Linked DNA regions of Homo sapiens: region 1 is linked to region 2. A link is a loop called in an ENCODE intact Hi-C map of the cell type or tissue named here. Cell type or tissue: tibial artery. All regions are shown on one strand. Links, peaks and the distances in the headings refer to the core of each region. The heading gives the core; the rest is flanking DNA.

The links. A loop is a pair of places that touch in the nucleus more often than their neighbours do. Peaks named below come from ENCODE experiments on the same cell type or tissue, not always from the same donor. Only the 100,000 strongest peaks of a DNase experiment are listed, where the experiment ranks them.
Region 1: a loop joins it to region 2, with 4 times the contacts of the local background. A loop is called at or near these places in 12 of 110 quality-filtered maps.

What each region holds. Positions count from the first base shown.
Region 1 is chr1:34,869,300-34,879,117 of GRCh38, reverse strand. The region is part of intron 8 of DLGAP3 (DLG associated protein 3); the gene reads left to right. Among named protein-coding and RNA genes, the nearest start is that of SMIM12, 14 kb to the right of the region's middle. In tibial artery, for the core only: no CTCF peak of the experiment used is centred there; no DNase peak of the experiment used is centred there; H3K27me3 peaks cover 5,612 bases.
Region 2 is chr1:35,181,148-35,189,147 of GRCh38, reverse strand. SFPQ (splicing factor proline and glutamine rich) reads left to right here. Exons shown (of 10, transcript NM_005066.3): 6 at 61-145; 7 at 1,058-1,175; 8 at 1,897-1,945; 9 at 2,026-2,147; 10 at 4,555-6,212. The coding sequence ends at 4,692. Among named protein-coding and RNA genes, the nearest start is that of SFPQ, 8.0 kb to the left of the region's middle. In tibial artery, for the core only: no CTCF peak of the experiment used is centred there; a DNase peak (open chromatin) is centred at 4,574.

The DNA of each region.
Region 1 (9,818 bases), core at 916-8,915, 310 kb after region 2:
TATGCCCCCCCGCAGCTTCTGGAATTTTTTTTTTTCTTTTTTTTTTTTGAGGCAGAGTCTCGCTCTCGCCCCGGGTGGAGTGCAGTGGCGCGATCTCGGCTCACTGCAAGCTCCGCCTCCTAGGTTCACGCCATTCTCCTGCCTCAGCCTCCCAAGTAGCTGGGACTACAGGTGCCTGCTACCATGCCCGGCTAATTTTTTTTGTATTTTTAGTAGAGACGGGATTTCACCATGTTAGCCAGGATGGTCTCCATCTTCTGACCTCGTGATCCGCCCGCCTCGGCCTCCCAAAGTGCTGGGATTACAGGCGTGAGCCACTGCGCCCACCCAGCTTCTGGAAAAATTGTCTTCCACAAAACTAGTCCCTGGTGCCAAAAAGGTTGGGGACGGCTGTCATATATGGTCAAATTTATAAATTATATTTTTCAAATGTTTATCTTTTTTTTGTACATTTGATCTATCAGTTCTGAGAGGTGTGTTAAAAATGTCTCACCATGATTGTGGATATGTCATTTTCCCTGGTAACTTTGTTGATTTTTACTTCAGTTTGAGAGTGTGCTGTTTATAAGCATTCAAGCTTATGATTGTTGTATCTTCTTGGTGGCTTGGCTCTTTTAATATTAAATAGGCTGCTTTTCATCCTTACTAATGGCTTTTGCCTTGAAGTCTTTTTTACCTGATTTTTATTGCTATGGCTGCTTGCTTTTGGTTAATTTTCCAATACATCTTTTTCCATCCTTTTATTTTCAACCTTCCTATATCCTTATGTTTTAGATGTGTTGCTTATTTTTTTATTTTTATTTTTATTTTTTTGAGATGAGTCTTGCTCTGTCACCCAGGCTGGAGTGCATTGGCGTGATCTCAGCTCACTGCAACCTCGCTTCCTGGGTTCTAGTAATTCTTCTGCCTCAGCTACCTGGGTAGCTGGGTTTACAGGCATGTGCCACCACACCTGGCTAATTTTTTTGTATTTTTAGGAGAGACAGGGTTTCGCCATGTTGGCCAGGCTGGTCGCGAACTCCTGACCTTAGGTGATCCACCCGGCTCAGCCTCCCAAAGTGTTGGGATTACAGGAGTGAGCCACGGTGCCTGGCCTATATGTGTTGCTTATAAGCGATTTATAGCTAGAGTTTAGACATATTTAATCCATGTATATATTTTTCATTACTGACTTGAGTTTATTTCTATCATCTGTTTAAAAATTTTCTAGTTGACATGCTTTTTCTTTGCTTTCTCCCTTTCTTTTTATCTTATGTTGAACTGATCAACAGTAAATAGAGTTTACTTTCTCTTCTTCACTCCACTGGTTTGGAAGTTTACATTTTAGTAGTGATTTCCCTTAAACATTTGACAGATATACTTAATTTCATATTTTCCTAATAACGTCTAACATTAGTCAGTACTTCTGTCCTTCTTAGGCACAAAACAAGAATCTTGGAACACTTTAATTTCCTTCTTAAGTTTCTCCTCCCATCTTCCATGTTATGTTTATCTAGTAGTTTGATTATACCTCTTAAAAAGTCTCTGTGAAATCAGCTGCTGTTGTATCTTTTATGCTTTAACAGTTTAGATTTACATACGTGTTTCCGTAATTTGTGTGTTCACTATTGTTTTTTACTGCCCTCTTCTTTCTCCTGGTTCAGTTTCCTTCATGCTGAAGCACTGCTTGAAGTTTTAAAGTTAATATCTCCCTTTGAGGCTTGAGGTTTCTTGTGTTTCACAGGTAATACTCATTTGAACCCCACACCTCCACACAAGGAAGCCTTCATGTTCCGATTTCCCAGCATCCTCCTTCCAGGCCACATTCCTGCATCCCTGGCATGAGCGTTTTGAGTCCAAGTTTGCAAATGAAACAGACCTTCTTGGCTGCCGACTTTGCGCACAGGGTCTCTTTCCAGCTCCCCTTGCTGCGCAGGTTTGGGGTCTCTCCTCTCATCCTCCCTCAGCGTTTTCATCCAGCCTCTAGCATATGTCTGGTCTGATCTCCCTGTGGTTCACTTGGCTTAGACCCCCTCTCACTATATGTTCTTTGAATTTCCTTCCTGTTTCTGATACCTGGACATTTCTCATTCCTATTTTCAAACCCAGCATTGTAGCAAAAACACCTTTTTGATTTTTAAAAACCCAGCATTTCTATGCGTTTAGGGTGTGAGTGGGAGCTTCCTAAGTTAATTCAGTCTACTCTATTGATCAGTGGTCTGGGTAAGGCTGATAGCAGTGGATACAGAGAGAAGTGGGCCAATTTGAGCAGCATTTTGGAGTGAAAGTCAGGGAAGGGCAGGGACAGGCAGAGAACGTGGCCTTCCTTGCTCTTGTGTAAGTGCTTGGTGAGGTCTTGATGTGGCGGGCTGAGGAGAGGACATGGTGTTGAATAAGCATCGAAAGAACCAAACTGCCTGGGACAGGTGATCACACTGGGAATTCAGAGGGAGTGACAGGTGGGGAGAGGGGAAATCTGGCCCATCTCTTTGGCCAGGCTCCCTGGCCTGTCTGCTGCAGGCGTCCTTAGTCATACACCTGCACAGTCCTTTCTGTCCCTTATGTCCCTGGCACTTTAAGTCTGACTCCTCACACACCATGCCCCAACTGGTGCATAAAAGCGAGCCATGAATTCCAGCAGCCTCGCCTGGCCAGCATTCAGGCCTGGCCCGCCACACACAGCCCAGCCCCATTTTCTTTGACTCTCTTGTCCTTACTGCTGTCTCGCTCATCCCAGTATCTGTTTCTCTCTCTGTAATTTGGTTTTAAAAATTGCTGAGCAGGAAAGGTCTCTTCTCTTCTGCCTTTCAGGGTGTTCCCTGCTCACCTCTTGGGTGAGGATTTTGGACTTATTGTCCCTTCTGTCTGGGAATTGTCTGTGAGTCCTTCCAGTTGCCCAGTGTCAGTGATGACTTGGCTTAGAATATAAGGGGAGGGGGCTGGCACCCCTTCAGTTCTATCTCCACTGCACACCCCCACCCCCCCGCCAAGATTCATCTGTCCACAGATATTTATTGGATCTGTATTATTTGCCAAACACTGTGCTGGGCACTGAGGATGCAAAGGTGAGCAGAACCAGAGACAGCTCCTGCCCATGCAAAGCTTACCACGAAGTTAATCTAAGAATCTCATTAATGATGTAGCCGCTGTGCCGGCTGCCACAAAGGAGCGGCATGTGAGCCATGACAGTGTAGACTATGGGGCTTTGAGTCTGCCAGAGGGGTCAGGCATGGCTTCCCTGGGAAGTGACATTTGGGTGGAGATCCGAAGGATGAACAAAAATTAACTGAGTGAAAAATGGGAGATAAGGTTCCAGGCAGAAGGAATAGCATATGCTAAGGCCTTGTGGTGAGAGAGAACATACTTAATCAGTTACCAGCCGTGTCTCAACATGTCCTTATGGCACCTGTTTCCCTAGACCCAGCACACTCTGGGCCATGATAAAAGGATGCATCAGATGTCTTGCTGAATATTAGCAAGGGGCCCTCTGAAGTCATAGAAAATGGGATTTTTGCCTCCAACTCTTTCTAACCATAGGGATCTGCCTGTATCTTCCACCTCTAATTCCTCCCAGACAGACCTTATCTTAAATTGTAAATTTAGCAAAAACAAAACCAACAACATCAACAGCAAAACCCACCAAAATAAAGAAACAAAAACCACCAGGATGCCCAGTTAAATTTGATGATCAGATAAATAATGAATGCATTTTAGTATGTCACATGCAATATTTGGGACATACTCATAGTAAAAACATCTGTTATTTATCTGAAATTCAAATTCAACTGGGAGTCCTATATTTTATCTGACAACCCTACTCATACCTGCTTGTGCCCACGAAGGGCCACCTGGAGAACTCTGTGGAGGAAGACCTGCCTACCCTTTCCTTAACATTATGGTCATTTCTAGCTTTGGGAGTTTGGGAAGGGTATGTGCTGAAAGAATGGCCCCTTGAGGCCTGGGAAAGAAGCTTCCATACCCATTAAGTTATATTCCAAGAACAGTCCTGCAAAAGCAATAAGAAGCTGACTGCCCAAAGCCCTGGGCACAGATGCTACCTCCATTCCTGAGCCTGCAAATTTAGGACGGTTTCTGACTGACCCTCATGACTCCTCCTGAATCTCCCACCCTAGCCCCACCTTGGCATCCCTGTCACAGCCCCCAGGCTGGAGTGGTGGGTTCAGTGACCCCTGCTTGATTATATGTTTAGGCTCTTAGATGCCTTCACACAGGAGCTTCTATAGAAGCTAGTTTGAAGGCTATGCCTAGTTGAAATGACACCGTCCTTCCCCCTCCCTGCCCACTCCCCCTCCCACCCTTCCTGCCTGCTGCCAAATACTCCTGGCAAAACCTCTTGACAACTTCTGGATATAGAGCTTTCCTTGGATACTGTGTCTCTTGGGATAATCCAGCTTCTACCCAGAGGCTTTTATGTTATCCCCCAGAGAATCACAGTAGAAACTCTCCCTGAAGTAGAATCGCAGTGGAAACTCTCCCTGAAGTAACCATGATAACAACTTGCATTATCATCAGGAATGTAATCATTGTCACCTTGGAGCACTCAAAGGGAGGAGGCTTCTGCAGCCACATTTAAAGGCTTGGGAGAAAATATTGTGAATGCATTGTTACGCATTAATGACAATTCACAGCTGAAGCCAGTTTTTATCCTGTGCTGACAGCTGTTGGTGGAGACCACAGCAAATACTGCCAAATCCAAAACTAAATAGCGACATAAGCCCTTAACTTCACTATTCTAAAAATTCATCTGTTATAGTTAGGAGTGGGTTTGACTGTGAGTTATAGAAAACCCCCCAAACAACAGTGATTTAAATATGATAGAAGTTTATTTCTCTCTTACTTAGAGGAAATCCAGGGAGAGTTAGTTGAGGTCTGGTAGATGCCCCACAGTGTCAGGACCTGGAGCCTTCTATCTTTTCCTCATCCCCCACCCCACTTAGCACTTCCCTTTGGTCTCATGTTCCAGAATGGCTGCTTGAGGTCCAGCCATCATGTCTGCATTCTGGTGATCGGGAAGGAGGAAGAGACAAGGAAGGGCATACCCCCTCCTTTTAAGGACACTTTCTGGAAGTTGCACATGCCACTTCTACTTTTATCTCATGGGCTAGAACTTAGGCACATGGCTACATTTAGTTGGTAGGGAGATTGGGAAAGAATCTTTATTCAAAGTAGCCATGTGTCCAGCATAAAATGGTGGGGTTCTGTTACTAAGGGGGAAATGGAGAGTGGATCTTGGAAGACAGTTAGTGGTCTCTACCATCCTTCCTTCCAACCAACCAACCAACCAACCAACCAACCAACCAACCAGTGTGATGAACTGCCCTATTTAGTGAGGAGACACTTATGCAAATAACCAGCCATGATACAATGTGATATGGAGTATAAAAGAGTTTTGTTCAAAGCGCTGTGGGAGAACAGATGGAAATGATCAACAGCAATCATAATAATTAATAACTACAATGCCCTAGCCGGGTTCTCAGTGCTACATTCCGATGATTGTGTTTGTCCAGCTCCCTCTCTTTTCAGTGAGAGCTGCAAACCATTCTACTTCTCTAGAATAGCTAACACAATGGGCAGGCAGGGTGCTGTTCTGAGTTCTTTATGGATATTATCTCACAACAATCTTATGAACTGCTACTATTATCATTCTCATTTACAGATGGGAAAATGAGGCACAAGCCACCGAGCTGGGTTTTGGACCCGGGCAAGGCTCCAGAGCACACGGGCCTAACCGCTCTGTTCCGCTGCCCCCACCCAAAGCTGCTCATTTTCATTCCTTCCCCTACTCCCCAGACATCTCCAGCAGATAACCACCCCCCATCGCCCACTTCATTGTGATGATTGGGGTCAACTGGTGGGACTTCTGTCCACTTCCAAGCCAAACCCCAGCTTACTTAGATATCTTCCCTTGTCTCTTCCACCAGCCCTGCCTTCATCTTAGGAGTCAACCCCACTAAGCCTCGGTTTTCTGATCTACAAGTAGGGCTGACACTAACATCCATAGAGTGGGACTGTTTGTGAGGATTGAGCATGTTTATTCATGGAAAGTGCTTCTCCTGGCACATACTAAGTGCTTAGAAGATGTTATTCTTTTTTATCCATCCTTATATCTGGTTCCTCCTCTCTTCTCTCTCTTCATTTCATTTCTCTTTACAGGTTGTGTTAATGTTGTATTCCTGCTGAAACATTATCACAAATTCAGTGATGGAAAACAATACATATTTATTATCTGGGGTCAGAGTCTCAATGGGGTTTCAAACTGGGCTCTGGGAGGCTCTGGGAAGAATCCATTTGTCACCTTTTCCCAGTTTATAGAGGCTATCTGCATTCCTTCACTTGCAGCTTGCTTCTATCTTCAGAGCCAGCAGTGGTGGGTTGAGTCCCTAGGTTGCATTATTCCAACCTTGATTCTGTCATTCCATTTTCTTCTCTGACTCTTCTTCCTCCCTCTTTCATTTATAAAATGTGATTACACCAGGATAATCCAGGAGAGTCTCCTCTTCTTAGTATCCTTAACTTAATCGCATCTGCAAATTCCTTTTTGCCGTGGAAGGTAACATATTCCTGGGTTCTGGGGATGAGGATGTGGATTCCTTTGGTGGCTATTATTCTGCCTACACCACAGGTTCTTTCCTCTTGGGATACAGCAAGCAAGAAGCACCCAAAACAAAATATCCCTCTTTAACAGTACATTCTCTTCTGTCTTCCTCCCTTCTCAGCCAGGCTTTCTGAGGGTTGCCTTGACTAGTTTTCTCCACCTCCTGACAACCTGCTGCAGTCTGCATCTGCCCCCACATTCCACCAAACCCACTCTTGCTTGGATCACCCGTGGCTTCCAGATTGCAAAATCCGTGGGCACCTTTCATTCTTAACCGGCTGCGTTTTCCATGTTAGCTGCCCATTCCTTCATGAGACCTTTCTGTCCCCTCTCTGCTTTTATGTCACTTTCTGGTGGTTTTCTCCCCCTTCCTTTCTGGCTTAGTCTCCTCTATGAGCTGCACCGTCTCCACCCACCCCTGAAATGTCCGTGTTCTCCCGGGGTTTGGATCTTGGATCCGTTGTTCTTTTCTTGGGTGAGCTTGTCCCACACTGCTGGTTTTAAATGCCACTTGCACAGGGATAAGCGCCTCCTGCTTGTGCTGTACACATCTCTGGCTGCTGGCCAGGAGCGTTGGTGAGGACTGTGCTTCTGGTCATCCCATCAGCTCCTCGACTTCCTTGGTCTCCTTTGAGGCAGACATGTGAGAGAGCTCACTGAGGCAGTGGCTTGAGAAGCATGCAGCCTGGGGCACTTGGTCCTTCTGTTCCCGGCAGTATGGCTGTTTCCATCGCGATGGAATGGGATCCTCTCAAGACATCTCAGAGGACAGGCGGAAGGCAGCGAACATGGCAGTGCCGAAGGACACAGCTGTGTTTAGCAGGGGCGACAGGAAAGCACGCAGGTGTGGCAGATCATCAGGCACGTATTTATTGGAGCAACCCCCTCCTTTACCTTTGTGGTTTGCAACAGCTGTAGCTCTGAAGGAGCCACAAGCTAACTAGAGCACAAAGGCACAAAAACATTCAAAGTAAGTCAAGATGCATCCTAACAGTGCAGCTAGACATTCAAGACTCTCACCAGAAAGAGAACAATCTGCCTGAACGGCAGGGCTGCCTCTGAAGCCAGGAGGGCTGCTGAGGGAGGTGTGGTACTCAGGAGTGGTCTTGTGGGCAGTGGAGGGTGAAACAGGTAAAACAGGACTTAAGGAGGGAATGGACAAGGAGCCAGGAGGAGGAAGGCCATTTCAGGCAGAGGAGTAGCGTGTGCAAAGGCTTGGAGTCAGGATCGCTTATAGTCGATTCAAGGAACAAGGAGAATGTGGGGGAGATGAGGTTGAAGAGGAGGACTGTGTCCAGGACATCAGGGCCTCAGATAATGCTGGTACAGGAAGTCTGAACTTTGTCTTGTTGGTAGTAGGGGGCTGTGGAAGGGTTTTGAGCAGGGGAATGACTTGGCAGAGCTCAGCTTTAGGAAGACTATTCCAGTCTTGGGTGGACTGGGGAGGGCCCCAGATCTTAAAATATGCAAAATATAATTTTAGAGAGAGGAACTACCTTGGCAATTACTTATCTATTTCTATAATTGTATATATGTGTGTATTTTTAGATGTATATGTGTGTATATTTATATCTAATACATATATTTTAAATACATACACACATACACATTGGATGACCTAGATGGAGGGTGAGTGACAAAGGCACACAGTGAGAAAGCCAGCATTAGAACTCAGAGCTAACTCCTGGCCCCGTGCTCTTCCTCTGCAGGGTACTGATGGAGGCAGAGGTATCTGAAAGGAGGCCAGTCTAATCATCAGGGCAGATGGTGATGCAAACCTTGACCAGGGCAGGACAGGGCAGACACTGAGGGGAAGACTGTGTGGGAGGCAATGAGGATATGTTCTCTCTCCTTCTCCCTCTCTGGGTGGGGGTTGGGACATAGGGCTCGTTGGAGACTGCACATGAGTGCATCTCTCCTTCCTGGGTCCTGCAGCATCCTTCTGGGCCTGGTTTCTATGGCAACAGGCTCCCAGCAGGCAGCCTGCCAGCTGGAGAGAAGTAGGCAGGCAGGCAGGGAGAGAAGGCCTGGGCAGCAAGAGAAAGGCTGAAGTTGCGGGGGTTGGGAGAGTCTCTTGGGGAGGTGGAGGGACCCTAGAGCTGGGCCCACAATCCCTTCTGACCATGTAGGGGTGGAGGTAGCTCAGGACACACAGGCTTTTCTTTTGTGGTCCTTGAATTTCCAAACCTTGATCTTCTGTTTATCCCCCACCTCCCACATCTCCTGACTCCCACTTCTTAAAGTATTGCCTGGTCCCAACCTCATGCATCTTAAGCGGCCACTGACTTCTTTATAGAAAAGAACTCTGAATTCAGGGAAAAAATGAAAACGGCCAGTTGACTTTTTGGTTTGCATAAGATTTGCATATTATTAACTCAAAGACAAGAAATTTCCAGGCCCTATGTCATTCCTGCAAACAACTTAATTCAGCTCCACTGGCACTGACTTACTGTGTCTGGCCAGGCTCTGGGCTGAGCCATCGGGGTCCCTAGAGAAGTCCTCCCAGCTGCAGGCCCACTCCACCTCCAGCTGCTCCAAGGCATTTCTTCCTGTGATGTTCTAGCAGCTGGTGCAGTGGGAAGTGCTTGGACTGTGGAGCCCAGCAGCGCTGAGTCCAAATCCTGGCTCTGCTACTTTGAAGCTGGGTTTACTTAGTTTACTCATCTCTAGGTAGAGCTGAGGACACTCTAGTGCAGCTGGTGTAAACTAGCATAGACATAGAATTTGTTAAAATATTGAAATACTTCGGCCAGGCGTGGTGGCTCACACCTGTAATCCCAGCACGTTGGGAGGCCAAGGCGGGTGGATAACCTGAGGTCGGGAGTTCGAGACCAGCCTGACCAACATGGAGAAACCCTGTCTCTTCCAAAAAGAGACAAAAGGCGCATGCCTGTAATCCCAGTTACTCGGGAGGCTGAAGCAGGAGAATCGCTTGAACCCGGGAGGCGGAGGTTGCGGTGAGCCGAGATCGCGCCATTGCACTCCAGCCTGGGCAACAAGAGCAAAACTCCATCTCCAAAAAAAAAAAAAAAAAAAAAAAAATTGAAATATCTTCTGCCTTCACTGGTAAAGAGCCACCACCCTGGCTCCTCCCTGACCCCTCTAGCCCACCCCACAATCTAGCCTCTCCAGGGCACTGCTGCAGCATTTTGGTCTGTGCCTGCTCTGCCTGGTATATGCCAGCATCTGCTCTGTCCATGGACTGAACTGGTTGCTAAATAGC
Region 2 (8,000 bases), core at 1-8,000:
ATTGTTTTTCACCTTATTAGAACCTTGTTAATGTGAATCCAAATATTTTCCAATGTTCAGATCTGATGAGACGACAGGAAGAATTAAGACGCATGGAAGAACTTCACAATCAAGAAATGCAGAAACGTAAAGAAATGCAATTGAGGTAAAATTGTGTTTAAGGTTTAAGCCTTCATTTATTTTTTTCTTTGAAACGTATCATTCTGTTGCCCGGGCTGGAGTGCAGTGGTGCAGTCTCAGCTCACCACAACCTCCGCTTCCTGGGTTCAAGCGATTCTCTTGCCTCAGCCTCCCGATCAGCTGGGATTACAGGCATGCGCCACGACACCTGGCTAATTCTTCCTGTATTTGTAGTAGATAACGGGGTTTCGCCATGTTGGCCAGGCTGGCCTTGAACTCCTGAGCTCAAGTGATCCACCTGTCTCTGCCTCCCAAAGTGCTAGGATTACAGGCATGAGCCGCCACGCTTGGCCATTTTTTTTCTTCCTTTTTTGAGATGGGCCCAGGCTGAAGTGCAGTGGCATGATCATAGCTCACTGCAGTCTCAAACTCCTCAGCTCTAGCAGTCCTCCTGAGTAGCTGGGACTAGAGGCACAGGCCACCACCCCCAGCTAATTTTTTAATTTTTTTTGTATTTGTGGAGATGGAGTCTTCCTATATTGCCTAGGCTGGTGTCAAACTCCTGGCCTCCTAAAGTACTGAGATTACAGGCATGAACTACCAACCCTGGCCTTAATCCTTGACTTATGCACTAACATTTATATTCTGACATTTAGGGAAAAGATGTACTTAGTTTTTCAGGTCAGTCAGGCAAAATACAAAGGTTAAATATGTCAGTGTTGGTTTAACACTTAAAATCGAATACAGTGTAAGATTATCCTTAATAAAGCCTACATTATTTGCCAGAATGTCTTTAGTACTATGCCCCTAGGCTCACTCTAAGCCTTTGTGTTTTTTAGTGCTAACCTAGTTCTTAGGTCAACTGCTAGGTTTCTTCACATTGAATTCTAAAAGATGTGGATAACACTTCAGTTATGTACCTGATGGGTATTTCTAGGCAAGAGGAGGAACGACGTAGAAGAGAGGAAGAGATGATGATTCGTCAACGTGAGATGGAAGAACAAATGAGGCGCCAAAGAGAGGAAAGTTACAGCCGAATGGGCTACATGGATCCAGTAAGTCAGCCTTTACTGCCTTCCAATTGGAGTTGTCTATAGAACTTGCAGGTACCTAGAAGGAATTACAGGAAATTTTAATATCAAATTACAGTTATTTTCTGCTTTTTTTCTAACAAAGTATATTATGTTTGATTTCCTTGTATGGGTCAGAGGATTTAATTGAATAGGAAGTTTTTTTGTGTTTTGTTTCTTGGTTTTTTTGTTTTGTTTTGTTTTTTTGTTTGTTTGGTTTTTTTTTTGGAGAGAGTTTTGCTCTTGTCACCCAGGCTGGAGTGCAGTGGCTTGATCTTGGCTCACTGCAGCATCTGCCTTCTGGGTTCAAGTGATTCTCCTGCCTCAGCCTCTTGAGTAGGTGGGATTACAAGTGCCTGCCATCAGGCTCGGCTAATTTTTGTATTTTTAGTAGAAATGGCGTTTCGCCTTGTTGGCCAGGCTGGTCTTGAACTCCTGACCTCAGGTGATCTGCCTGCCTCGGCCTTCCAAAGTGCTGTGATTACAGGCGTGAGCCACTGCTCCCGGCCTTGAATAGGAAGTTTTGTAGGTCTTTGGATAATTGAGTCTAACTTAGTTTTCAGAATATTGATTTCAAAAATAATTCACATGATGAACTTTTGAACTTTACCATGTTTTTTATTTAACTCTTGAAAATTTCTCAGTTCTTAAGAATGCTTGCTGTGGGTATAGTGCAGGTATATTGAAAGGAATTTTTTTCTTGCAGCGGGAAAGAGACATGCGAATGGGTGGCGGAGGAGCAATGAACATGGGAGGTAAGTGTGAAATTTAAATTAATGATATAAGTAGAGAGTAGTATCCTGGTGGAGTTGTAACCACTATTTTTGTTTTCTAGATCCCTATGGTTCAGGAGGCCAGAAATTTCCACCTCTAGGAGGTGGTGGTGGCATAGGTTATGAAGCTAATCCTGGCGTTCCACCAGCAACCATGAGTGGTTCCATGATGGGAAGTGACATGGTAATGTATCCTGTGGGACGTAGTACCAAGGAAATTCTCATTTTCACAACTTAGGTGTGTTTGTTTTGTTTTGTTTTGTTTTTTTAAGTAGGTGACTGGACCTCTTTTAGTTTCCCCTACCAATTTCATACATAAATATGTAATATTGAGGAATACTTTGGCAACATAGAAGAACTCGGTGTGTGGTAACCTAAACAGATAACGGTTGCCAACAAGGAGTCAATGCTGTTAGTATTATGTGGAATTACCTTTGGCAATAAGTAGATTTAGGTGCTTTTGAACTCTAGTGCATGGCAAATCCAAATTCTAGATGCTAGATAATGTATCTGATTATTCTACATCCAAGTGAGAATAATCAAATGGCAAACTCATTCTTTAAGCTGGTATTTGCCATAAGTAGGAATCAGACTTGTAGTTTGAAGCTTTAGGCACGTTTTAGTGATGTGTAGGACTTTGACCTATATTTGGTGTGGCTTCTATCCTATGAAAAGGGAATTGAGTGTTTTGACTCGTCGTTTCCCACCTGTTGGGCCTGTCTGTAGGTATACCTTCTAAAATCAACTGACATCTCCATTTTGCTACAGAGTAGCAAAAATCAACAATTTTTAAGCATACTAATGGTGTGCATTTGATCTGAACCTTCTTGATGCTATCATGTTTCAGCTGTGAATATAGCCTGTCAGATGCTTAGAACAATCAGTTGAACTGGTATGAGTGGCTGCATTAGGGCTTTACAAATCGTTAGGACTGAATTTTGGTGGGTTTAGAGAGTGCATTTTTATAGCTGAGTTGAATGTGATGAGTTCACTACAGGCTTTTGGCAAAGGAGGGGAGCTGCAGTGAGTAGCTCATAAGATTCATTTTATAAATAGAAACATAAGGATTTTGTATAAGGCCTCACCTGTTTATAATCTACCTAAGACTTTTTGGGAATTAAAGTTAGAATTATAAATGGCTGGTTGGGTAAAATGTAATACTATGGGCTTTCTTTAGATTTTTCAGAGTATGTGGGTAACATTTTGGTTTATATTCTTCCTAAAGACAGATTGTTAGGTAATGTGTAAAATCTAATTTGACCTTATGTTCTCACAATTAAAGGTTTATATTCTAGATAACAGGTAGCTGATAGCTCCTGGGTTCTCAGCTGGTGTAATTAACATAATTATGAAAGCCCCAACTTTTTCTTTTTTTTAAGTTCTTAGAGGTAGAACACAGAACAATGAGCCAAAAACCCTGTAATTTATAAGATTTTGAAAAACAAAGGATAAAAGTTTAGTCATGTTGAGTAGCTCAATAGTATTTTGTTTAAAAGAATGTTGAAATTGTGTATAGGAACAGTTAAACCCTGATGCCCTTTTAGTTTTTTATTTGGAGTAATACTCTTAGTAACTGGTCTATTATAAATGGAATGAGAAAAAGTGTAGGCTGCTGTGTTTGCATACCTGAGGGGTCTGCTATTTAGGCACATATGTTTCTATTGAAAACTTCTATCTCCAGAATTACCTAAAACTAGATGGGAATAGTGAAGTCACTCACTGCTTTATTGCAGTTACTTTAGCTTCGTGTTTCACTGTTCGGGAAGTGTCTAAAACATGGAATTACAGCAAAGTGTCTGCACTTTTCAAAGACCTAAGGGAAAAGATGGACTGATGAAGGTGGGTGGGGTTTGTTCATTTAGTTTGCAACAATATAGAATAGTACTGAGAACGTAATTGTCTCTGGTTATATAGTGATGGCTCGGAAGGTAGTGTGCCTGTGAGAATTTGGCAACATAAGTTTTTTTGATCAAGTTACTGTGCCGGTTAAGTGACTAAATCTATAGTCTTATGCTTTTTCTTTTTGTAGTCTGGTAGCATTTTATTAAAACTTTCAACCTTTTAAGATTTCTGCAACTTAGCAGATGTGTCTTAAGATCTTGAAAAGCACAAGGTTTCTTAAGCAGCACATGCCACTAACTGGTGAGTAGGTCTTTGTCACTTCATTGAGTGAATTGAATCTCTGGTTGGGCTTGTTAGGCTTACTTGGAAATTAAATTTCCGTTCAGACGTTGAAAGTGAGAGTTTGCAAGTTTTTCAGTGGGTTAATCTGATGTGAAATTTCTTAGAACTCATTTTGGAATGGATTTTCACATCTGCACTAATTCTTAAATTTTTTAGCACTACAGGGAAGATCTGTTCTTTGAAACAGGTGTATGAGAATGGCTCAAGTGGGAACATACCACAAGGCATGTATTACCGTAAACTAATTTTCAAATTACCCTTTTTTCCTTTCTATGTTCCCGGTACCTGTGGATCGACTCATTGGTGATTGTATCGACGAACGTTGACTACGGAACCTTCTAAAATATTTACTTAACACACATGGACATCAACTACTTATAATGAACTGTTAATTACTGTTCCAATAGCGTACTGAGCGCTTTGGGCAGGGAGGTGCGGGGCCTGTGGGTGGACAGGGTCCTAGAGGAATGGGGCCTGGAACTCCAGCAGGATATGGTAGAGGGAGAGAAGAGTACGAAGGCCCAAACAAAAAACCCCGATTTTAGATGTGATATTTAGGCTTTCATTCCAGTTTGTTTTGTTTTTTTGTTTAGATACCAATCTTTTAAATTCTTGCATTTTAGTAAGAAAGCTATCTTTTTATGGATGTTAGCAGTTTATTGACCTAATATTTGTAAATGGTCTGTTTGGGCAGGTAAAATTATGTAATGCAGTGTTTGGAACAGGAGAATTTTTTTTTCCTTTTTATTTCTTTATTTTTTCTTTTTTACTGTATAATGTCCCTCAAGTTTATGGCAGTGTACCTTGTGCCACTGAATTTCCAAAGTGTACCAATTTTTTTTTTTTTACTGTGCTTCAAATAAATAGAAAAATAGTTATAATATTGATCTTCAACTTTGCCATTCATGCTTCTATGCATATTAGGCTACGTATTCCACATTGAAAGCATGAGAGTGTCTAGGCCTTTGAATGGCATATGCCATTTCTGGGAAATGCATCTGGAGGCTAAGTATTGCTTTCTACAAATAATTGCCCCCTTTGTTTTAAAAAGAAGAAATGCATATTGAAGTAGTTTGATGATTTGTTTGGCATATAGGAAGCACGCTGGTGCTAAGTATTTTTTAAATGGTTATGTAAGCAAAGCTGAACTGTAAATCTTCAGGAATATGTATTAAGATTGTGGAATGGGTGTAAGACAATTGGTAGGGGGTGAAAGTGGGTTTGATTAAATGGATCTTTTATGGCCCTATGATCTATCCTTTACTTGAAAGCTTTTGAAAAGTGGAAAGGTCATTTTGTTGCATTTCCCCATTTCTTGTTTTTAAAAGACCAACAAATCTCAAGCCCTATAAATGGCTTGTATTGAACTTTTACATTTGAATTAAAGATGTTAAACATGAAGTCTTTTCATGTATTCAAGTGATTTATAAAGATGGGGTGTAGTCTAAAAAACAAAACTTGAAAGTAAGAAGGTTTAGTAACTGGGCCGGGCGCGGTGGCTCACGCCTGTAATCCCAGCACTTTGGGAGGCTGAGGTGGGCAAATCATGAGATCAGGAGTTCAAGACCAGCCTGGCCAACATGGTGAAACCCCGTCTCTACTAAAAATACAAAAAATTAGCTGGGCGTGGTGGCAGGCGCCTGTAATCCCAGCTACTCGGGAGGCTGAGCCAGGAGAATTGCTTGAACCTGGAGATGGAGGTTGCAGTGAGCTGAGACTGCCACTGCACTCCAGCCTGGACAACAGAGCGAGACTCTGTCTCAAAAAAAAAAAAAGGTTTAGTACTGAAGTAGGTTTAGTTATATATACATTTGTACTCTGTAACTTTTACATCTCCTTGTGCTACTTCTGTTGGGCAAAATCTATAGGACTATAAAAATCTATTGGTTCTCTTCTAAGAGCTAGTGGTGATTGTTAACAAATAGGGTTGCAGATAATCATTCTTATTGTAAATTTAACTTGTTTTCACATAGTTTCGTTTTCATGTAGCACTAAATCTGGAGAAAGTTGCTCATGCTACACAGTACAAATATCCCTTCCTCCCACCATAAAGGCTTGGAATGTTTCCATGGTGTTGTCAGTTAATTGTCAACTTCATTGAACCCCCTTCCATTAGAACAAGAGACTTTGACTATTAAAGTAGATTGTTTATTGTTGCCTGTTAGTATAATGGGAGCCTGATTTCCCAGTGTAAATATGTTAGAGGAACAGCTTCCTAACAGTAGGTAAAGTAATTGAATGGTTTGGCTTTGTTCTGAGTTACGTTCCATTCAAATCTGTACATTGTAGAATTCTTACTATGGAATGTGTCTTCCTCCTTTTCACCTCTTTTCTTGGTGCTAATTGGCAAAAGAAAAATTCTAAGTCAAACCTTTATTAACATGCTGAAGTTTAGTATTGTGCCTGTGTACAAAAGGAGACCTATTGTTGGAACAATCTGAGCACTTTCTGCATAGGAAACAGGATAATGCTGAAAGTAAACACTAGTGTATAAAAGCATCTCACCAAATACTGGTTGTATGACTGACAGGTACATGGTGTGCTAAGGGAGAGAATCTCATTAGAAAGTAATGCTCATTATATCATTCACCAGCACACTCGGAAATATGAGTAGTTTTACCATGATTATATCAGTGAGGAAGTTTTGTCCCCAAACAGGTTATTAATTGGTGATACATAAGAGATTTTCTGTACGGAAACAAGGGTCTTGATTAGAAAGGAATCCATTACAGTTTGGTTGAATTATATAGTAGGGACTCTACTAAAGACAAGAAAATAAGGGGTGTTCCATGGGACACCCACAGAGGGTGAACTTTGAATGTGTGTGGGTGGGGGCTGGTCGGGAAATGGGAAAATCTGCCTATAAAATTAATGTTTCAGTTTATTTTTCAGATTACATGCCTTTCTTTATAAGGGATGCTGGCACAGACCCCCTAAAATAAGCTTTTGGTAGTACTGTACCTTTGAAGAGTGGTGAAGGATGCTAATGGATAATCTCCTGAAAGTTGTGGCTTTTGATACCCTTACTGTGGACTGTAGAGTTGCTAAACGTTGTTTAGCAAATAATGTTGCTTAGTTTCAAATGACATTTGACTTTCATCACTAAAACAGCAATGTACTCAGGGTTGTAAGCTTACTCAAATAGACTTTCAATAAGTCTTCAATGTATATATGATAGTTTTTAGCCTAATGTGAATTTAAATAATCTTAATAGTTTCCTAAAAGTCGATCTGAAACTTGGGGTGGGAAAGGGGAGGTAGCAATTTTTGAAGTATTTTAGCCATTTTTTTCATTTAAAGAAACCACTTGTCCCCATTTCCTCTTCTCCACTTTCTCATAATTTTGTTTTAAGAGGAACACTGGTTGTTTTTTATACTTCTCCTAATCTTTAAAAACTGCATATTGTTAAGACCCCAGTGTATTTAATAGGTATTTTATAAGCATAGCCCATTGGCTCATGTTAGTGAAACCATAATCCTCTTTGCTTAGAACATTAAACTCATAAGAAGTACTACAAACCCCACCACTCTTTATAGATGTATTGTACCACTAATATAAACAGCTAAAAAATGGGGAAATTGTAATGTTACGCCTGTGCAATTTTTAAGTGGCATATTATGGCAGATTAAAATTTAGATACTTGGCTTTTCTTGGGCAAGCCACTAAGTTGTGGCGGAATGTTTTCTGGTGTTCTTGGACTGCAATTATGCACTATTAAAGTAGTGGCCTGCTACATAACTGCATTTAGCCAGCATTTCTGCAGTGCGTAACTGTGAGGAACGTAGTACCGCAAATGGCAATGGACATTAGGACCCGGATGTAGTATTCCTGCTTGCTCCAAGATTCTCATTGC